Regions from separate parts of the Homo sapiens genome. Here region 2 is linked to region 1. Evidence: chromatin contacts called from ENCODE Hi-C or POLR2A ChIA-PET data. All regions are on one chromosome and are shown on one strand. Each heading gives the region's core, a stretch centred on a gene start or an enhancer-like site at or near the end of the contact. The rest is flanking DNA. Distances are from core to core; before and after follow the strand shown. Region 1 holds the start of PATL1-DT (PATL1 divergent transcript). Region 2 has its middle 9.4 kb from the start of MS4A12.

Region 1 (6,228 bases), core at 2,258-4,757:
AGCACTTTGGGAGGCTGAGACAAGAGGATCGCATGAGACCAGGAGGTCGAAGCTCAGTGAGCTGTGATCATGCAACCGCACTCTAGCCCAAGTAACTTGTCAGGTTTAAAAAAAAAAAAAAAAAAAAGTAAAAAAGAAACATGTATACTCTGTAAATACTATAATGGCTTACAGAGCCTCCAGAAAGCATAGATAATGCCAAAGAAAGCTGGTGTGGTGGCTTTCTCTAATTGATGGCCTTCCTCAGCTGTCAATAACCTTTCCCATGTACTTGGCATGCAGGAGACACCTCCCTTCTCCCACCCACTCAAGGGACAGTTCCCAGAAACATCATACTTTATGTCTAAAGAATCACTTGTGAAAAGAACTTGTACCTTTTCCATCTTAATAATGGGCCTATTAGCAGCTCAAAAAAAACTATATATATATATATATATATATATATATATACAAAAAAAACCATATATATATATATATATATATATATATATATATATATATATATAGTTTTTTTTGAGATGGAGTCTCCCTCTGTTGCCCAGGCTGGAGTGCAGTGGTGTGATCTCAGCTCACCACAACCTCCACCTCCCAGGTTCAAGCAATTCTCCTGCCTCAGCCTCCCGAGTAGCTGGGACTACAGGTGGGTGCCACCATGCCTGGCTAATTTTTGTACTTTTAGTAGAGACGGGGTTCCACCGTGTTAACCAGGATGGTCTCGATCTCCTGACCTCGTGATCCGCCCGCCTCGGCCTCCCAAAGTGCTAGGATTACAGGCGTGAACCACCAGCACCCGCCTAAAAATACATTATTCTTTTAAAGGGACTTTCAATCTCCCTCACAGACAGGTGTTGTATAAGAGGAAATGGGAAATTTTGTTGATCCTGTCTATGACACTTTGTTTTCTGCTCCTTTAATTCCTGCTCTACAGCATTTCTTTCCTTGTACTTTCTTTGGGTTTATTTTATAGCTAATTTATATTCAGGCTTCCCTATTTTCGTCCTCAGTCTCCCGAGTAGCTGCTGGGACTACAGGCACAGGTGCACACCACCACGACCAGAAATAATGCAGAGCAGCTAATAAAACAACTAACCCAGCTAATTTTTGTGCTTTTTGTAGAGTCGCGGTTTCGCCATGTTGCGTAGGCTGGTCTCCAACTCCTGAGCTCATGCAATCCACCCACCACATCAGTTGTAACTATTTTCTGCTTTCCATTATTTAGTCATTGAATTGGAGGGGTTTTTTGGTTTTTGTTGTTGTTGTTGTTGTTGTTGTTGTTGTTTTTTGAGACAGAGTCTCGCTCTGTCACCCAGGCTAGAGTGCAGTGGCGCGAACTCGGCTCACCTCAAGCTCTGCCTCCTGGGTTCACCCCATTCTCCTGCCTCAGCCTCCCGAGTAGCTGGGACTACAGGCGCCCGCCACCACGCCCGGCTAATTTTTTTGTATTTTTAGTATTTTTAGTAGAGACAGGGTTTCGCCATGTTAGCCAGGATGGTCTCCATCTCCTGACCTCGTGATCTGCCCGCCTCGGGCTCCCAAAGTGCTGGGATTACAGGCGTGAGGCACCGCGCCAGGACTTTTTTTTTTCTTTTTTAATTTCTGAAAACTTAAGACTTTTTTCCTAATCTGTTTTTACTATTGATATCTTACATAATGATCAGAAAACATGATCTGCAAGATCAGGGATCAGCAAACTCTGTAAAGCGCCAAATAGTAAATATGTTACACTTTACAGGCCACACTGTATCCATTGTAACCACTCAACTCTGACTTTATAACATTAAAGCAATCAAAGACAATATGTAAATAAATAAGGTTGGCTGTATTCCAATAAAGCTTGCTTTACAAAAACGGGTGGCTGGCCAGATTGGACTGTGGGCCATAGTCTGCTAACCCTTGATCTACATGGCACCAATTCTTTGGTAATTATTAAGATGTACTGCTACTTAGTTTTTTTTGTTTGTTTGTTTGTTTTTTGTGAGACGTAGTCTTTGCTCTGTCACCCAGGCTAGAGTGCAGTGGTGCGATCTCGGCTCACTGCAAGCTCCGCCTCCCGGGTTCACGCAATTCTCCTGCCTCAGCCCCTCGAGTAGCTGGGACTACAGGCGCCCGCCACCACGCCCGGCTAATTTTTTGTATTTTTAGTAGAGACGGGGTGTCACTCTGTTAGCCAGGATGGTCTAGATCTCCTTGACCTTGTGATCCGCCCACCTCGGCCTCCCAAAGTGCTGGGATTACAGGCGTGAGCCACCGCGCCTGGCCTGTTACTTAGTATTTGATGTTTTATAATGTTCCATGCATGCTTGAAAACCAATAAATCATCTTGTCCCGACGCTCCACTTCTTTAAAGTTCAGGCCTGGCCCATGTCAACATTTGCTTTTGTTATTCTGGCACAGTGATTAAGACACTCGGTTTTTAATAATCAGACAAATCTCAGCTGCTAGCTTTACCACTTGCCATTGGGTGGTTGGAGGCAAACAATGTCGCTAATCCTCAGGTTCCTCAACTGTAAACTGAGAAAATAACAGTACCTACCTCATGGGGGGCACATAAGGAAGGATTCAATGAGATAATCCATTTTATAAAGCGCCTAGCAGAGTCCCAGGCAGCCTTCAATCGTTAGTAGTGTTACCATCATGAGGCAGGTGTAATTATACCCATTTTACAAGAAACTAAGGCTCAGAGAGGTTTAGGTAAGTTGCCCAAAGTTTCCTAGCCAGTGGCAAAGCACAAGCTCCCACCCAGAACTTTTCTTCACAAATTCAGCGTTTCCGATACTCAAACTGATCCAGACACACTAACATTTAGGGGATTTACTGTATGCCATTCCGAGACGAGGCTGCATTTTAAGACGCCCAGGGAAGAAACGGATTGCGAAACCCAAAAGAATTCATTCTTTGTGCTGCAAGTTTTGTCTGAAAGGAAAGGGGCAAGAAGGGCATGGAGCGTGCTAGAGGTAACAAACCACCCAACAGAATTCTGGAACCAGGGGGCCGAAGCTTCTAAGCTGGACACATTCCTCTGTGGGTTCGATCCTCTAAGGAAGTGGAGTCACCCAGCGGCGCACCACGGCCCGAAGACCCTGCTGCTGCGTGGCCAGCGGCCCACGGCCGTGCGGCCCTTCGAGGCTCTGCAGCTCCTCGCGCCTAATGAGCCTGGCGCTTAAAAATACCACCCTAGTTAAACCTCCCGGAACCTGTCTTCAGCATTTCAAAAAAAAAAAAAAAAAAAACGGGCGCCGTCATCACTTTGAGCCACATAAATCACAGCCCTGACCTGCTGTGGATTCAGCAGGCGACGAGCCGCTGAAAGTGGCGACGAAGTCCGCCCCTTTCGAAGACCAGCAACTTTCCATTCTTTTTTCCCTGCGCAAGGCGCAGATTGCAACGGGGAGACCCCCGAGCAGCCTGAGGAGTGAGTCGGACGTTGGAAAAACTGCCCGGGAATCTCATCTTTCCCAGCCCAGGCTAAGCGCAGGATTCTTCAAAGCTATATCCTGTGACAATCACAAGGGTTTTCTCCGCCCCACGGGTGACGGAGAACTCGTGACCGGCCCCTGAGCTCCAAGCCGAGCGCCTAGAGGGCGCGGAGAAAGAGGGGGCGGAGCTACAAGCCCAGATCACCAGGCAGCCGAAGACGGGCAGCGCGTGCGCAGTCTCTCGCCACGGGACCTCCTTCCCGCCGCTGAGACTAGGAAGCGGGACGCCAAATCTGTCCCTGCGCAGCCGCCGCCGCCGGGCGCCGAGCGGGGTGGCCGCCCTGCCTGAGGCGCGCCTGCGCACGTCCCCACGCACGCTCCGGCGTACGGCGGCGGCCAGGGGTCGCGAGCCGGTGGAGGACCCGCGCGCGGAGGAGCCGGGGAGTCAGCGCTTCTTCCCTCCCTCCCCCTCTCCCCTCCCCGCTCCCTGCCCCCCTCCCCAAGAATGTTCCGCTACGAGGTGAGCTGTTGCGACCGGAAGTGACCCCTCCCTCCCTCCCGCGCCCCTCTCCCTCACTCTCTCTCCGCGCGCCGGTCCTGTGTTCCTGCGGGGCAGGGGGCGGGCTGGGGGAGTCGCAGGACTTAGCTGGACGCGACTGGTCTGGGGTCGCGGGTCTAATCCTAGGGCTGGGAGCTGGCTTCATGGGTCGAGACAGTCCCATTAGTTGCCGCTGGGGAAAGTTGGCCTCCGTTTTGGGGTGGGGAGGGCCCGTTAAGTGCTGTAACCAGACCACACCCCCGCCCCCACCCCTAGAGGAGCCACGGAGGGTAGAGCACTGCATCTCCCCGGGTGCTTTTCTTAAGTAGGTGTCACCCGGGAATTCCCAGAGCCGCGTTTCCCGCCCTGGACCCGGAACCACCCCCCACCCACCTCCACTCGAATTACACTGACACACATCCCATTCACACAGGCTACCTTCAGGTGAAGGGGGCCTGGGCTTGCCGTTGGATTAGGGCCCCAGCCCGTTTACTAAAGAGGGCTCCGAGTTGGGAGGGGGGCGTGTCCTGCAGAAGTTCCTTCTGGGCTAGTGCTGGGAGACGCGGGTTTGGAGAAGGTGCCGGGAATGTAGCAATAGCAGCAGACAGTACTGACCCTGTCACCAACTCACTGTGTGACCTTGAGTGACTCCTAATCTCTGGACGTAAACTTTCTGAATTTGTAGCATGAAAGAACTGATGTAAATGATCCTTAAGAATTTTTAATTTAAAAAAGCAGCGATTTGGTAAAGTAGATATTTGTGATTTGGAAGGGAGTACTGCTGGAAGTTGCCTCTGATAAGGAGGCAGTGGCATGCCTATTGGCATGAGTTTGGAAGGGCTCTGGGGTAAGAAGAACGCCCTTTGACCTAATCTTTCCATTGTAAACAGGGTAGCTAAGAGGTAGCCAGGCAAGGTGTATCACAAACGTACCTACTGATAGAATATGGAATTCTGATTCTGAATTTTTGAAAATTGAGGACAGGTATACTTGATAGGAATGATCTAAGACCAAACCAAAAGGAAAACTTGGAGAATAAATCAGTTGAGTAAGATTGAAGTAAAGGGGGAAAATAGAACACACCTAGGATGTGGTGGCCTCTAGCCTTTGTTCGATAATCTGTAATCTTTGCCCACTTTGATCATCACAACTCTCTGCCATAGTTGGTATTGTCCCTGCATTACAATGTAAGACATTGAGCCTTACAGCCTAGCACAGAACCTTAGACGCAATAGGTCCTTAAAAGGTATTTGATGAATTAATTAGAAATTTTCTGAGTTGCCCATGTTCACACTGATTGTAGGAATGGAGCCAGAACTTGAACTTGTCATACCACAGCTTTTCCAGAGTTCATTTTATTGTGGTTGAAGACCTAATTTTCTGTTTCATCACTAGAGTTTAGGCCTATAGGGAAGATAAGAAAGATGGAAAATGAAGACAAAGCTTTAAAACGGAATAATAGTTGAAAAGATGACATGAATATAATGAGAAAGATGAGAATTTTGCTGGAAAAGATACATAAAGATACAAGAAAATAAAGGGTTCATTATTAATTGTCATCAGTATTCCAACCAGTGATGTAAGGAAAGTTGTGGGCTTAATTTCTTGGTTGCATGAGGAACTGCTGTTCGTGGATTCTTGATAAAATAGAGAAATGGAATGCTGTGAGGTGGGGCAAGAATTAAATGAAATAAGGATTAGGAAATAGAAAGTGAAAGAAAGATGATGAAATCTTCCAGTGTCAGGGAAATTGGGAAGTAGAAAAAAAATGCCATCTTTACAAAAAGTCATAATGAAGCAATTATGTTCATTGAGAAGGTAAGATGAACATTTTTAGAACATTTTTAAAATGAGGGTGTGAATTTCATGAATAACTAATGTCTTTTCTTTTTTTTTAGTCTTTGGAGGATTGTCCTCTGGATGAAGATGAAGATGCATTTCAGGGACTGGGAGAAGAAGATGAAGAGATTGATCAATTCAATGATGATACATTTGGGTCAGGTGCAGTTGGTAAGTGACATCTTTCGCTTATAATATCATCTTAGCCTCCTGCTCTTTTCAAGTGCTGTCTTTTAGAAGTGCTTTATCTTATTAGGGGTAACCTTATTCACTAACTTGGCAAGATATTCTTCTATTCCTCATCTTAGAATAGTTCATTCTTCACTGGAAACAGCACCTATCCTGCTCCTCTGGGTCTCTTTTTGCCTTACCTATAAAATCAGGTATTCTGTAAGCCTTGCCCCTTCCAGCTATATGATCGATGACTACAGGTTG
Region 2 (6,101 bases), core at 2,646-5,145, 810 kb before region 1:
AGGAAACTAAGTCGTAGCATGGTGAGCAATATGATTAAGGTCATGTAGTTAGAAAGTGGTAGAGAGTCTGTCCAGGTGTGTCTGAGTCCAAACTCTTTACTTTTTCTACTAAAGCAGGGCACCTTCAGCGACTGGGAGCCTGACTGAGTCGCTAGGTAAACTTGAGCCAATCAGGGAGAGTGAAGTGAGACAGAGGCAGAGTGCACTCATGAATTAATGACTGGCTGGGGCTTCCACAGCATGGCTTTTCAAAAGGCTTGAAACTCACATGTGTGCAGTATCTGAGCCTCAGTAGTGGCCTCAAGCGGCAAGTGTGGTACGGTACAGAGGAGCGATGGTGACATGATGGTGACAGATTTCACCACCAGGTGTCCTTCATGGTTAATCTTTGCTTAAAAAAAAATTCTTGTTTTGAACAGTTATTCTTTTATTCTCCTTTTTCTGATATAACTAGACGTTGACTCAGAACCTTGGAAAGGCAAGGAGACATATCTCTCTGCTTCTCTCCTAACACTGTGCAACCTCAGAAAATGACAAGTGGTTGGAAATCTTACAACAATACTTATACAGTATGCCCATTTGGGTCAAGTATTTTGAATCTAGAGAAAGTATTTATCTACTAAAGACCTTGAATTTCACTAGTTAGGGATTAATTGGTTCTGTGACTGGTTTAAATTAGAAAGCGATAAAAGAATAGAGCACATTTTGAAATTCACCAAATACTTACTGTAGGCACTATTCTAGGCTCTAATAAGTGAATATGGTAGAAAATGCTTATCACATTCCTAGCTTCTGTATCCTTTAGGTACTCTGCTTAGTACTATTCTATCTGCAAGTTTCAATTGGGTGTACAAGCCAGGTTTCCTAGAAATAGACTCCTATCATCAGAGCCTTCCAAGTTCATGGATGGTCCAAAGATCTGGCATAAATTTAGGGTGGAAGGGTAAAGCCTACAGACATTGGTAGATTCTTATATCTTGTTCATGCTAGGGTTTAGGATGTCTCTAAAATATTGATGTCTTTAATTTCACAGATAAGAATCCATTTCTAGTAATGCTATGTCATAAGCCACTCATATTTTTAAAAATTGGACATGTGTTATTCTAATTAGAAAAGGGTCTGATATCAATACCACTGATTGCCTCTGAAGAATGGAATTTGTGATTAGAGTGCCAGTTAATCATCACCATTCCTAATTAAAGTGGAAGCAACATAGGTTTCTAGGCCGGGCGCGGTGGCTCACGCCTGTAATCCCAGCACTTTGGGAGGCCGAGGCGGGTGGATCATGAGGTCAGGAGATCGAGACCATCCTGGCTAACAAGGTGAAACCCCGTCTCTATTAAAAATACAAAAAATTAGCTGGGCGCGGTGGCGGGCGCCTGTAATCCCAGCTACTCGGGAGGCTGAGGCAGGAGAATGGCGTGAACCCGGGAAGCGGAGCTTGCAGTGAGCCGAGATTGCGCCACTGCAGTCCGCAGTCCGGCCTGGGCGACAGAGCGAGACTCCGTCTCAAAAAAAAAAAAAAAAAAAAAAAAAAACATAGGTTTCTATTATAGCTTAATGCAACTAAAAAGCAATCAATACTACACCATCTACACTGAAGTATGTGAACTACAGATATTGTAACACTAGTCCTTACCCTCAGATGTTCAGATTCAATGGACCTCAAACAGGATCCAGAATTCTGCTTTTTAATATTCATGACCAATTGAAGGAAGGCCTCCCTCTGTGTTTTGAGAATCACTGGATTATTCTGGTAGAAGAACTATAGGAGGCTAGAAGAAAATGAAAGGTTGTAGCTAAGCCAACTATATACCCATTCAACGGACTACTCAAAAACAAAAAGTAATAAACTATTGATACAGGAACTGAAGGATCTCAAGGGCGTTGTGTTAAGTGAAAAAAAGCCGACCTGAAAAGATTACATTCTCTATGATTCCATCTATAGAATATTCTTAAGATGACAGAGTATATGATGATGAACAGACCAGTGGTTGCCAGGGACTAGGGATGGGGTAGGACTGTAAAGGGGTGACACAAGGGAGTTTCTTTTTGGTGATGGAAATGATCTATACTCTCAAGTGTTTGGCGGATGGTGGAACTGTTCTAAAATCCAATTATGGTAGTGGTTACAAAAATCTCTACATTTGATGAATAAACTGTATATACACACACAAAGCATAGTGAGTGCATTTAAAAACTAGTGACATTCAAATAAGCTCTGAGGTTCAGTTAGTGGTGTTATACAAATGTCAGTTTCCTGGTTTAGGCAGTTATACTATGATTATATACAATGTGCACACGAGGGAAGCTGGCAGAAGTGTACCTAGGAGCTCCTTGTAGTATTTCAGCAACTTGCATGTAAATGTAACATTATTTCAAAATCAAAAGTAAAAAAAAATCAACAATAACAAGCCTATGTTGAAGTTGCCAAGGTAGTAAGGATTAAAGATAGGTCTAAAAAGACAAACGGGGAAGGTAAAACCCATGGAGGTTAAGAATATGATAGGATCTAATACAGAACAGATGCCTGTTCTCTCTCTTCCTGTTTGTGATCTCGGGCAAATTAGTTAACCTCTCTGTGCTTTAGTCAACTTGTCTTTGAATTTGAGAAATAACAGTATCTATGCCAAAGGGTTATTATGAAGCTGAAGTGAGATATGTGTACGGAATACTTTTATTAATGTTTGATACGTAGGGAGGACTCCAAAACATGTCATTGTTTTGTTGCAATATGGAGAAAGAATCATCAAGACTTAGGTTAAAGTAAATGTGGGGACCAGAGGCAAGTGAAGGATCCTGGAGGAGAGGACAGAATCGTCACAGGTACACTTGGTGCAGGTAGCTGTTTGGAGAAGGAGAGTTGCCTTTTGTGTGGAATACAGAAATGGGGCTCACCTGTTGGCTTTTGGGGACAAGGTATTAGCAAAATATAGAAAAGAGAATTAACTAAAAATAGTGAATTGCACTACCTCCTCCTTCTCAAAACATCCGAGCCAACAGGATAAAAGCTGAAGTGCTTAGAGCTGATTTCTGGAATACTGCCAAATGAAAAATTGTATATATTTATGGTGTACAACATGCTGTTTTGATATATGTACACCTTGTGGAATGATTAAATCCAGCTAATTAACACATCCATCACCACACATACTTATCATTTGAAGGAAAGTAAAGTTGTGTAGAAGATAAGGCACATATTTACTTTTGTTCTAACTTGAGTGCTTTACAGAGGTAGTGCTGCTAATGGAAATTGTGTTGATGATTTCACTAAGTTCTTAAAGAACAAAGTCTAACATAGTTATTCAAAGAAAATTGAATGAGCAGGGACTGGGGATGCTGAGGTGAGTAAAAAATGGTTATTACCTTCAAGAAGCTTATATCCTAATGACAAGAGTCAGACCCAGTGAAATACACAGTTATTATGAAATCCACTCAGGCCATGAGAGAAGAATTTACAGTGGTTGGTGAGGAAAGGCTTTGCAGAAGAGGTCATCCTTGAACCTGCCTTTGAGCAAGTCTTTCTCTGAGTTGGGAGGGTCTGTGGGGTCTCTGGGGCTAAGAAGCAATCTTTGGTTTAAAAGTAGCAGCATGATAATTTAATTTTGTCCAATACGGGGGCTAATTGTGTTCTTGTCATACTCACTCATAGACTCTTCCTCAGATCTGGAAATTCCCATGCATTGGAAAGGGTGAGAGTCCTGGTCCCTTATTTAATGGTCACCTTTTATAGTATCCCCTGGAGTTGAGAGGATAGGGTGAAGAAATGGAGTTCCTCCATCCTCATATTAGGGAACAGAGGGGAGGGTGTTTGGGGAACGCAGGACTGGCCAGCCCTGATCTCTATCATCAGATGCACACCCTGTTCACTTCCTCTTCCTGTCATGAGTTTCTGCTTTCTGGAGTAAAACGTGAAGGAGGTACAGTCTGGGCCTAGCCTCTTGGGGGCCAAGTTTGCTCCTCCCTGATCCTTCTATGATTTTACTGGATACCTCCAAACACACCTTAGCTTTTGCATTATTAATGAAAGGTCCTGTTGGTGGGTACTGTCATAAAATGTTTTTGTTTTTCAGAAAAGCAAAGTGAAAGATCTGTAAAAAACGATGTTTGCCAAGTGTTGGAAGGTAGAATATTTCAGAATGAAGCACCATCATCTAAGTGTGAAGAACGTAGAGCTAAACAAAGATGCTGCCTCTTAGAGATGTTCTATTCCAGGCCTCTGCTTTCCATCTGAGAGTGAATATTCAAATCTAAACTATTTTATTAATATTATTCTTTAAATATCTCTGCCAGAATTTCCATCAAAAGTCAGTCATATATCTGAGTAGTTCATTGAATCTATCACATAATTGTTGTTAAGATGTGCCATTATTTTATGCAACACCAAGAAAGAAAATTCAGCCACTTAACCTATGATACTGTAAGATCTCAAAGATGTTAAACAGTGGAAAAAAGTAAAGAGTTAATGTAATATGTTATGTCTTTAGATGGAAGATAGAGAGATTTTCCTTTTTAGTCCTAAGACAGTAGGAGAAATAATGAATATTTTATAATTAGGCTGAAGTTTGAATTCCAGTTCCTCTATTGTGTGACCTTGGGAAGTGATGTTTCTTTAAACTCTATTTCTTCCTCTGTAAAATAGGATTATACCCACCTTCGTTGGGTTGAGGTGAGGAATAAATGATTTACTGGATGTAATGCTTCTACCCTAATCCCTGTCCCATGGTGTACATTTAAAAGAAAATTAGTTTTCCTTCTCCTTATTTTAAACCAATGTAATTCTCTTAATAATTTAAGTCAAGTTCCTCCTGTTTCAGTCCTCTAAAGCATAGGCATAGTTCTAAATTAAGATGCCTCATAAGGAGGAGTCTTAGTTATAGTAGAGCATTGCTCTTTCTCACCATCTCTGTCTCCTTACTTTGTCCTCCTTTATTTCTTGCTGGTTAAAATGTAGACTTCAATGATTAATTCCCTGTATTGCTTTGCACATAGACACACACATTCCTTGCTTATCGAATAGTCATACATGAACAACAAAAGGAGCAACTCTCATTTTCGCCTATTATGCAAAGTGCCTTCTTCCTAGATAATGCTATAGAATGTTGTTAAATATTGCCTCTCCAATTTCTCTAAGATTTTAGTCATACCCTCTTTAATTCATTGGATCTCTTCTGTCACCAACTGCCTTGTTTATTAAATTATCTCCTCAAAAGGATTCTTTTAATTCATTTCTTCAGTTTGAAACTTTTGTGCATCAAAGGATACTATAAATAAAATGCAAATACAATCCACAGAAGGGGAGAAATATTTGCAAATCATATATCTGATAAGGGTTTAGTATTTAGAATACAGAAAGAAAGCTTACACCTCAACAATCAGAAGATAATCCAATTAAAATTTGGCAAAGGATTTGCATATATATTTCTCCAAAGAAAATACACATATGGCCAATCAGTATGTGCATGACAGGCATCTGAAAAGATATTCAATATCATTAGACTCTAGCGAAATGCAGATCACCACAATGAGATACTGCTTCACATTCACAAAGACGGCTATCATCAAAAAGAAAGTAACAAGTGTTGGTGAGGATTTAGAGAATTACAGCCCTCATAATTTGCTGGTGGGGACGTAAAATGGTGTGGTTGCTTTGAAAAGTTGTTTTGCAATTCCTCAAAAAGCTAAATATAAAGTTACCATATGACCTAGCAAGTCGACTACTAGGTATATACCCAAGAGAACTGAAAATATATGCTCGCACAGAAACTTATATACAAATGTTCATAGCCATAATAACCAAACAGTGGGAACAACTCAAATGTCTATTAACTGATGAATGGATACAGAAAATGTGGTATATGCATACACTGAAACATTATTCATTCATCAGAAAGAATGAAGTACATGCCACGAAATGGATGAACCTTGAAAACATCATGTTAAGTGCAAAAATCCAGATAGAAAAGGCCATATATGTGCGTTACTCCATTCATATGAAATGTCCAGAATAGACAAATTCATAGAAATGGAAAGTAGATTAGTGGTTGCCAGAGACTGGGGGAAGGAGAAAACGGGGAGTGACTGCTAATGAGTCTAGGTTT

Evidence for each region. Hi-C counts contacts between places; a loop is a spot of excess contacts on that map. ChIA-PET counts read pairs that join two places held with the same protein, here RNA polymerase II (POLR2A). Pooled maps may share reads with other maps.
Region 2: a pooled map shows a loop between it and region 1 (3-fold over the local background). The contact joins the enhancer-like site here to the promoter of PATL1-DT in region 1. A Hi-C loop is called at or near these places in 1 of 50 pooled maps. POLR2A ChIA-PET finds 5 or more read pairs at or near these places in 3 of 52 experiments (OCI-LY7, activated B cell and activated CD4-positive, alpha-beta T cell).

Annotation. Positions count from the first base shown.
Region 1 is chr11:59,666,589-59,672,816 of GRCh38, reverse strand. PATL1-DT (PATL1 divergent transcript) reads right to left here and starts at 3,507. Exons shown (of 4, transcript NR_187296.1): 1 at 3,275-3,507. PATL1 (PAT1 homolog 1, processing body mRNA decay factor) reads left to right here and starts at 3,780. Exons shown (of 19, transcript NM_152716.3): 1 at 3,780-3,936; 2 at 5,853-5,964. The coding sequence starts at 3,922. RefSeq lists enhancers at 3,231-3,520, 3,447-3,741 and a silencer at 3,701-4,050.
Region 2 is chr11:60,480,330-60,486,430 of GRCh38, reverse strand. No RefSeq gene overlaps it. Among named protein-coding and RNA genes, the nearest start is that of MS4A12, 9.4 kb to the left of the region's middle. Within about 2 kb of position 3,895, at least 3 of the 41 ENCODE cell types and tissues checked have a DNase peak (open chromatin) inside an H3K27ac peak, as active enhancers do; they include OCI-LY7, where a contact is called at or near this core.